Linked DNA regions of Mus musculus: region 1 is linked to region 2. The links are chromatin loops, found by intact Hi-C in ENCODE. Cell type or tissue: heart. All regions are shown on one strand.

Region 1 (4,000 bases), 84 kb before region 2:
ATAGTTAAAAGACTTTGTCTAAAACAAAACCGATCCAGCAATATGGTTTTGCTTTTACTAGACATATGGATGTATTTACAAGGCCAGGTGAAGTCTAGGTGTCATACAAAGACCTGGATAACAATCCATCCTCCTCAGTTGGCAAGATGCAGCCAGGTAAGCAATTTGAATGTATTAAGCCTCTTTGGTAAAAGAATAAACATGAGCCGGGCATGGTGGTGCACGCCTTTAATCCCAGCACTTGGGAGGCAGAGGCAGACGGATTTCTGAGTTCGAGGCCAGCCTGGTCTACAAAGTGAGTGCCAGGACAGCCAGGGCTACACAGAGAAAACCTGTCTCGAAAAACCAAAAAAAAAAAAAAAAGAATAACCATGGTGCCTTTGCCTGCCAGTGTTTCGAGAATTAGTAAAACACACAGAAAAGCCCTAGCTAGGTGTATTGTCACAACACGCAGAAAGGCCCTAGCTAGGTGTATTGTCACAGGCCTGTAATCCCTGTACTTGGAAGGTAGGATCAGCAGGCTCAGCAATGCAAGGTCATCGTCAGCTACACAGCAAGAGTGAGGACAGGGTGAGATTCTGTCAGAGAAAGAGGCTGGGAAGATGGCTGAGTGGGTGAAGTCACTTACCCCACACAAGCCTGGTGGCCTGCAAGCTGTATAGAGAGGAAAGACAGAGGTGGCTCCCAAAGGCTGTCCTCTAACCTCCACGCACACACATGACACACATTCACCTCGTCCCAACTCGACAGGCACACGAAGACACACACGTAATGTGAGAGAAGACAGAAACTTCTATCCATGTCTGAACCAGTCTGTGCTACGTCCAATAATGGTGACTTCTCGAAAGACAACCAAGATAGTGAAATTCTAGAAGCGCAAATACTAGAAAGAAGAAACAGTAATGCAATGGCGGGGAAAACTTAGAAAGCACAGACGGCTATTTAATGTATTTGCTTATGCGTTCGCAGTCTAGGTTGCGACAGAGGCAATGGGAACTCAGGGGTGGAAGTTCGAGGGGCAATTAGGAAGAGCACTCTGATGATTTTGCTGTTCATCAATGGTACAGCCCTGAGCGATGGAGCTTCTGGTGCCTAGAAATCTCCCGGAGAACTCGAAGACCCTGTCTGCTGTGGCGTCAGAGGTTTCTGCGCGTGGGAGGAGCCTGGGCACCACACATGGCATCTCAGGCCTTCTCAGCTTCCATTGGCAGGGAATCATCAGCTCCGGCTCAGAGCTTTCCTGGCCAAAGCTGTGGGAAGCCACATGTGCCGTTGCATAGTGGCACTGACTACTGCTGGCCACCACGCATAAGTTTGGACAAACAATCAATGTGTACAAATGCAGTAAAGTTTTTTGCAAACACTGCCTGGCCCGGGCATGATAATGAGGCTTTGGGAGTATAACCAATCAGATGTGAGACATGCAAATGAGGTATGATAATGAGGCTTTGTGAGGTACAGAGAGAGAGAGTAGCCAATCAGATGAGGAACATGCAAATGAGGCGTAGTGCATAACCAATCCGGGTGTGAGACACGCCTCTCCTAGGCCTATATAAGCAGCACCAGTTCTGGGCTCAGGGTCTTTTCGCCTCTGCAATCAAGCTCTCCCAATAAACGTGCAGAAGGATCCTGTTGCAGTGTAGTTCTTGCTGGTCGAGTCTGGCGCGCAAGACAAAGCTTTCAAATCAGTTTTCCAGGGGTTTCCTCCCTTTTGTTTTTGTTGGTTTGTTTGTTTTGTTTAGTCATTGGCCAACACGAACACACACACACACACTGAAATATAAGTTAAGAAACATGATCTGGGCTGGAAGCATGGTTCAGTGGTTAAGAGCATAAGAACACCCATTCCTCTTGCAGGAGCTCTGGGTTCGATTCTCAGCACCCACATGGTAGATCATGACCATCTGTAACTTCAGTTCCTGGAGGATCCAATGTCCTCTTCTGACTACCTTGGTACATGGATGGTGGTGGCACACCCCTTTGATCCCAGCACTTGGGAGGCAAAGGCAAGTATATCTCTGAGCTCAAGTCTAGTCTGATCTATAGAGTGAGTTCCAGGACATCCAGGGCTATACAGAGAAACCCTGTCTCCAAAAGCCAAAAACAAACAAACAAACAAACAAACAAAAACAAAACAAAACAAAAACCCACTAGTATTTCCCATTATCCCTCTGTTCTTTTTCAGGCTCCAGGTTCTCTGGTCCCATTTTCCCCTCTTCCTAGCCCCTGTAGCTTTGGGAGAAAGCCTCTCTTTTCTCACAACAGTCTGAGAAGTCCTTCCTCATGGTTTTCTTCCCAAGAATGGACATTGACTCATTTCCAGGAATGCACTAGAGGATCCCGCTGTAGCATGAGGTCCCAGTCTGAGTCACCAGCAGAGGGCAGCGCACTGGCACCAGCAAAGTTGCATTTAGATACTACCTTCCCGAAGCTGTCCCTTCCTTGTCTTGATTTCCACTTGCAGATAAGATAATGTATGTGCCCCACTTATCACACAGTCTAGCATGCTCGTAGTCTGTGAATTGCAGAACACAGACTCCTTTCATACCTGTTGGCCAGCAACTTTAAGGTCAATGAGGTTAAAGCAAGCCTTGACCTCTGCGCTCAATGAGTCTGAGATCCTTAAAAGAAAAAAGAAATTGGAGCTAGAGAGGCAACTGAGTGGCTAAGAGAGCTTGCTGCTCTGGCAGAGGACCCAGGTTCGATTCCCAGCATCCACATGGCAGGTTACAACTTCAGTTCCAGAGAATCCAATGCCCTCTTCTGGCTTCCATAGGCAACAGACATGTACACAGTGCATATAAGCAGAACACTTATACATGCAAAATTAAAAAGAAAAAATCCGTATTATTATTCTGTGGGGGATGATCTGTGCACAGCTTGCAGACGTGTGTGTGCATGGAATGGACGCTAGGTCAGAGGACAACTTTCAGGAGTCAGCTCTCTCCTACTGTGAATTCTTGGGCTTGAACTTGGGTAACCAGGCCTGTGTAGCAACGACTTTTATTTGTTGAGCCATCTCATCTTGATGAAAATATTAAAATTGAATCCCCTAATCCCAACCCCTGGAAGGCTGAGGCAGGAGGACATAGAGGCCAGTTTAGACTGTATAGCAAGTTGCAGGCCAACCTGGGATAAGTACTGAACACCTGTCTCAAAGCCAAAGCAAGGTGGGCATAGTAGTCCATGCCTTTAATCCCAGTTCTTGGAAGGCAGAGGCAGGTGGATCTCTGAGTTCCAGGCTAACCTAGTCTACAAAGCAAGGTCCGTGACAGCCAGGGCTATACAGAGAAACCTTGTCTAGCAACAAAAACAAACAACAAAAAAAGCCAAAACAACCAAGAAAGGCTTTAAATGAAGACCAACTTCTATAGAGAGAATGAACTAGAGACAGGGAAAGCCCTGAGCAGAAGGGGAGCCTCCAGGTAAGGGTCTTTAACTAAGGCTGTGGCAGAGGGAGGCAATAAAGTCTATGCAGATGAGTGTTTGAGAGCTTTAAAGCCATGGAGAATTAGTGTCGCTAGGAATTAGCACATCCCACAGTGGGTACAAGCCTATAATCTCAGTACTTGAGGAGCTGAGAGGGGAAGACCAATGTGATCACATCTAAGGCCATTCTCCACTACTTAGCATGTTAGAAGCTCACCCTGTCTCATTAGACCCCCTCTCGAAAAGAAAACAAGCATTTGAAACTTGAAGATGGCTTAGCCCAATATGACTTGAACAGGACTTGGAGACGCTGAAGAGCACGCCTCCTTCCTGGCTGAGGATCCTGGTCTCTGCTGGGCAGTCTCCACTTCTCTGACCCAACCACTCTCAGTACCCTTCACTGCCCTTCCTCCTCGGGCTGCCCTGAATTGCTGGGGTTCCTCCAAGCTGTGTCTGGCCGCCTTCTTTCAACCGTGCACAGCCCTCCCAAGCAATCTCAGTCACTCTTGGAAGATCAGCTGCCATTTGTCAGTGATTGGGATGGAGTAGGGCACAGAGATTAAGAGGAAGA
Region 2 (4,000 bases):
GGACACAGGATGTAGCTCAGTGGTACAGTTTACCTACTGTGTACAAGCTTGAGACTCAGTCACTATAACTAACTGGACAGGCAGGTGGGGGACAGGAAGAATGTTATTCTTAAGGGACCAGGCTGGATTTGGGGCTTAGGGTAGGCACACTACCAACAGCATTGGAGATACGAACCAATAATACAGACGTGGGTCACATGATTACATAAAATGAACAATCATTGACCAAGGGGCCCTCAAAATGTCATCTGAGCTTGGAGAAGAAATGAAGAGAAGACACGTGGGAATATGGCTACTTTTCTTTTTTTACTTTGAACATTAGCATGAAGTTGGTTACCGTACACATCCAAAGGCCCAGCATGTTGGGGGGAAAAAATCATTAAATGGCACACCTTGTACCAGAGTCTCAATAAGAATAAAATATACAATGCTACATTGAGTGGTTAAAAATACACAAAAAAGTAGTTTTAACAATCTATAAATTTTTATACTTAAAATCATGATTGAGTTGAAATTAAAAAAAAGTGCATTTCCATTGCTAAAAAAATAATATTGGTAGAGTTAACACAGGGAAGCATATCATCACGCCGGGGGTCTGACAGGATGCTAGGGAAAAGATGGCTAAGGGAAGCCAGGCATCTGGACCAGTTCAGAGCCCACCTGGCTCCACCCACCATGCGGCCAGCTCCCTGGGCCAAGCCCTCCTCTCCCTCCTTCCCATCCTAGTAAGACTCTGTCCTGCCCACCACTCACCCCCACCCACAACTGAAGGCCCAATGACCTTCTTTACAGCACCCCTCACCGTCCCAGCTTGACCTTCAACGCCCTCTACAGAGGTAAGGATTCCAGATTAGACGTAGTCTTAAACCTTCTTGACCTTGCAGGCAGGACTGGAACCAAGCAGTTCCTGCCTTCTTACACTCCTCCGGACGAACATTCAACAGCAAGCTTTGTAAACCTAAGGCTAAGGATTCCTGGCAAGAACACTGGACTTCCTTTAAGAAATGAGAAAGTGCAAGTGACCTCAGGACTGTGGGGACACCCGGACACCTGCTATCTACCCTGGTCACTGCTTCCCTTCCACTTCTGCCTGGGCTGGAATTACAAGGACCCCCCGACTGGCACTGCACAGACTCTTGCTGGGGGAAAGGACCAGGAGAAAATCAGCAGGAGGCCCTTCCACAGGAAAATGCTTCCTGACCCTGCAAGGTAAACAGCCTCAGGCCTGTGCTTTCCTGAGTGGATAGCCAACTGTTCCTCTGGAGACACTGCAAAGGACGCATTCAATATTCCCCGAGAGCTGAAGAGGGCCAGGAGCCCAAAGACAAGGAACCTGTGCAGAGAGAGGGCCAGGCCTGCTCTGGGAGACCTTCCTACCCACCTGGAGCAGAAAAAGTGAGAGAGCGTGTGCTTACACATGAGAGGTCCCCACTGCTGTCACAGATGTGATAGGGCAGACTGGGCTGCAATGGGAGGGTGGAAACAGGGAGGAGGGTCACCTTTAGTTCTGCGTTTAGTAAACAATGGAGCCTTTATGATAAGGGCTAGCTTTCGGTTTCATGGAACCAATATTAACAAAGGCTTGCTGGTTATGATGCCTGACGAGCCACATGGACCTCAGACACAGGACCCCATCTCTGCTCACATCACCAGGCCTGAGTAACTGCTCAACTTAGTGATCGTGAAAATGTTTTAGTCAAATCCAATCAGTGAGCCAAGAGGTAGCCCAGAAGAGACTTAAAAGCTAAGAAGAAAGTACTTTATCGCCCCGTATGGCCAAAACAAGTACTGCAGAGGAAACAAAAACCCAAAACAACCCTCACCCCTACTCCCAACCCCTCATATTCTGGAAGATAATTCACCTGGTTTTTTGAGGCCACATATCTAGCAATACAATTTGAGAAGTAAACACAGACATTACACTACACCATTTATTTCTTTCCAACTTAACTCAAGTGAGTGATCATGTGTATTTTCCAATGCAGCCAGAGTCACAGAGCCTACTCGGGGTGTGATGGAGACCCTGTTTCTGGCTCCCTGGCTCCCTACATGGTAAGGCAGATGGAGAGGCTGTGCTCGTTCACGGGAGCCAGAGACACAGAAACAAGCCACTGCTCTCTTTTCAGACCCATACAGGCAGGCTCTTGACTCGACTGAAACCATCCGATTTCCTTTTGACATTAAACAAAGCCCCAGCTTCCCTCCCTTTTTGAGCATCTCCATCACCTATAAAATCATTTTCGAGTAATCTGCCATATCCCCAATCTCACCAGAGAAGCTCAAATAGGATGAAGGTAAGCTGGGGTTAGTGATGGGGAAACCTCTGAGGGGCAACAACTCTCTTTGATACTTGACCAAAAGTATCCTAATCCAGACACAATAACGCAGCCATCCTTCTCGAAGGGTATGGGTCTTCCCAGTGACAGGTGACTATGGCTCTTCGCTATCCAAACGCCCGGGACACTGGAGAAAAAGGAACCGATTCAAAGCACCCAGTTCCCAAGACTGACCGCAGCGGCAAACATGGAGGGTCCTTTAGACACTTGGGAATGATTTCTGCACCACAGACTCTACCTCTTCCAGTGTGCATGCCGCTCTCAATCCAAACAGCCAGTGGGGCATTCCAATGTCTTGACTTCTGTATTTTCAACCCAATTCTCACAATTTGGTATTGTCCCACCCACTGGCATCCTGTCTGTTCACAGACAAAAAAAAGGATGAAAAATTTATCAACAGCCGCCTTTCAAGTCTCCCACGGTGTGCGACCATCAATCAGTCTTGGGTGCCTGGGTACTAATAACTGGAAGGAAAGATGCAAGAGACTGTAAGTCAGAAAGCAAAGCTTTTGACTCAGGTCAGGATACTCTAATTAGTGTTCATTTGCCTAAAAAAAAAAAAAAAAAAAAATCCTGTTTCCTCACCGAAAGAGCTCATCTGTTTTTGCTTTAGGAGGGAACTATCAACCCATTACACAGCACAAACTTTAATTTGGGACACGAGAGACCAGCCAGTTGCTAAAGTAATCTTTACAGTGAAGTGCACATACTACACACAGAGCACACATCAGCTTCCTTTTTCCTCCGTCTTTCATACATTAGACATCAATCACACTTTGTAAATGACGTAATGGGGCTTACAAGGGGGACAGGTGGCTGATGAGAGAGAGGGGCTGATCAAAAATCAAGAAAGGAATTTGTTAACCCCAGAGAGCACTTTTCTCCTCCTATGACTAGGCTAGCCACTGGAAGAACCAAGTGTTACGCGATGCTATGTGCGCCCCAGCGGCAGCTCGCGCTCCTTTAGTTTGAAGGGTAGGTACTCAGGAAGACTTCATCAGATGAGAAAAAGATGACCCAGAGATGCACTGGGTGACCTTTGATTTTTAAGGGAACCGTCGGTCTGTGGTGAAAGACTAGAAGGTGAAGGACAAATGGCTCTAGTCCAGAAGTGGTGTGGGTGGGGGAATAAGATACAAAGAAGCTACAAAGGTGACCCTGCCGTGAATGACAGGGCAACAATACACAACTGTGTTCACAATTCCTAGCCAGGTGTTAGAGTTTGTAGTTAAGCCCTTGGGAAGAGGGTGAATTCCGATGCTCAGGAGAACGACTCAATCAGAGGTAGGATTCAGACCGGGACAGAGGCTCCAGGACATGGGCTTTTTTGAAGGCACTCGAGAGCAGAGTGATGAGAGTAAAGCTGCGTAGACAGTAGGAGATCAGACGGCCAGGTACTCAGGTCTCTGTGCTACAGTAACAGAAACAACTCCAGGGACGCTGTCCCGACACATCAACCAGAAGCCCTGAGTTAACAGGGTGGAGAGAGACCCACTTTATAACAACACAGCCTCTACTAAGGGAACAAAAAGGAAGAGTTTGTTTTCAGAATATGTAGGTCTGCACAGTAGTTTTGAATTAAACGTAATGTTTTTGAATGATATGGCATCTGGTTCTTTAAACAAATTTACTGAAGCTGGAGAGCTACAAAGTTGCTCTTTGAA

The links. A loop is a pair of places that touch in the nucleus more often than their neighbours do. Peaks named below come from ENCODE experiments on the same cell type or tissue, not always from the same donor. Only the 100,000 strongest peaks of a DNase experiment are listed, where the experiment ranks them.
Region 1: it touches region 2 in a loop (4-fold over the local background); 9 of 42 quality-filtered maps call a loop at or near these places.

The regions. Positions count from the first base shown.
Region 1 is chr11:95,852,287-95,856,286 of GRCm38, reverse strand. It overlaps Gm38959 (a long non-coding RNA gene), which reads left to right. Exons shown (of 3, transcript XR_880173.3): 2 at 62-156; 3 at 1,068-1,300. Among named protein-coding and RNA genes, the nearest start is that of Gm38959, 4.2 kb to the left of the region's middle. In heart, a CTCF peak has its summit at 2,374 (motif pointing right); a DNase peak (open chromatin) is centred at 2,386; H3K27me3 peaks cover 424 bases.
Region 2 is chr11:95,768,641-95,772,640 of GRCm38, reverse strand. No RefSeq gene overlaps it. Among named protein-coding and RNA genes, the nearest start is that of Gm38957, 6.2 kb to the left of the region's middle. In heart, a CTCF peak has its summit at 1,766; a DNase peak (open chromatin) is centred at 780; H3K27ac peaks cover 439 bases.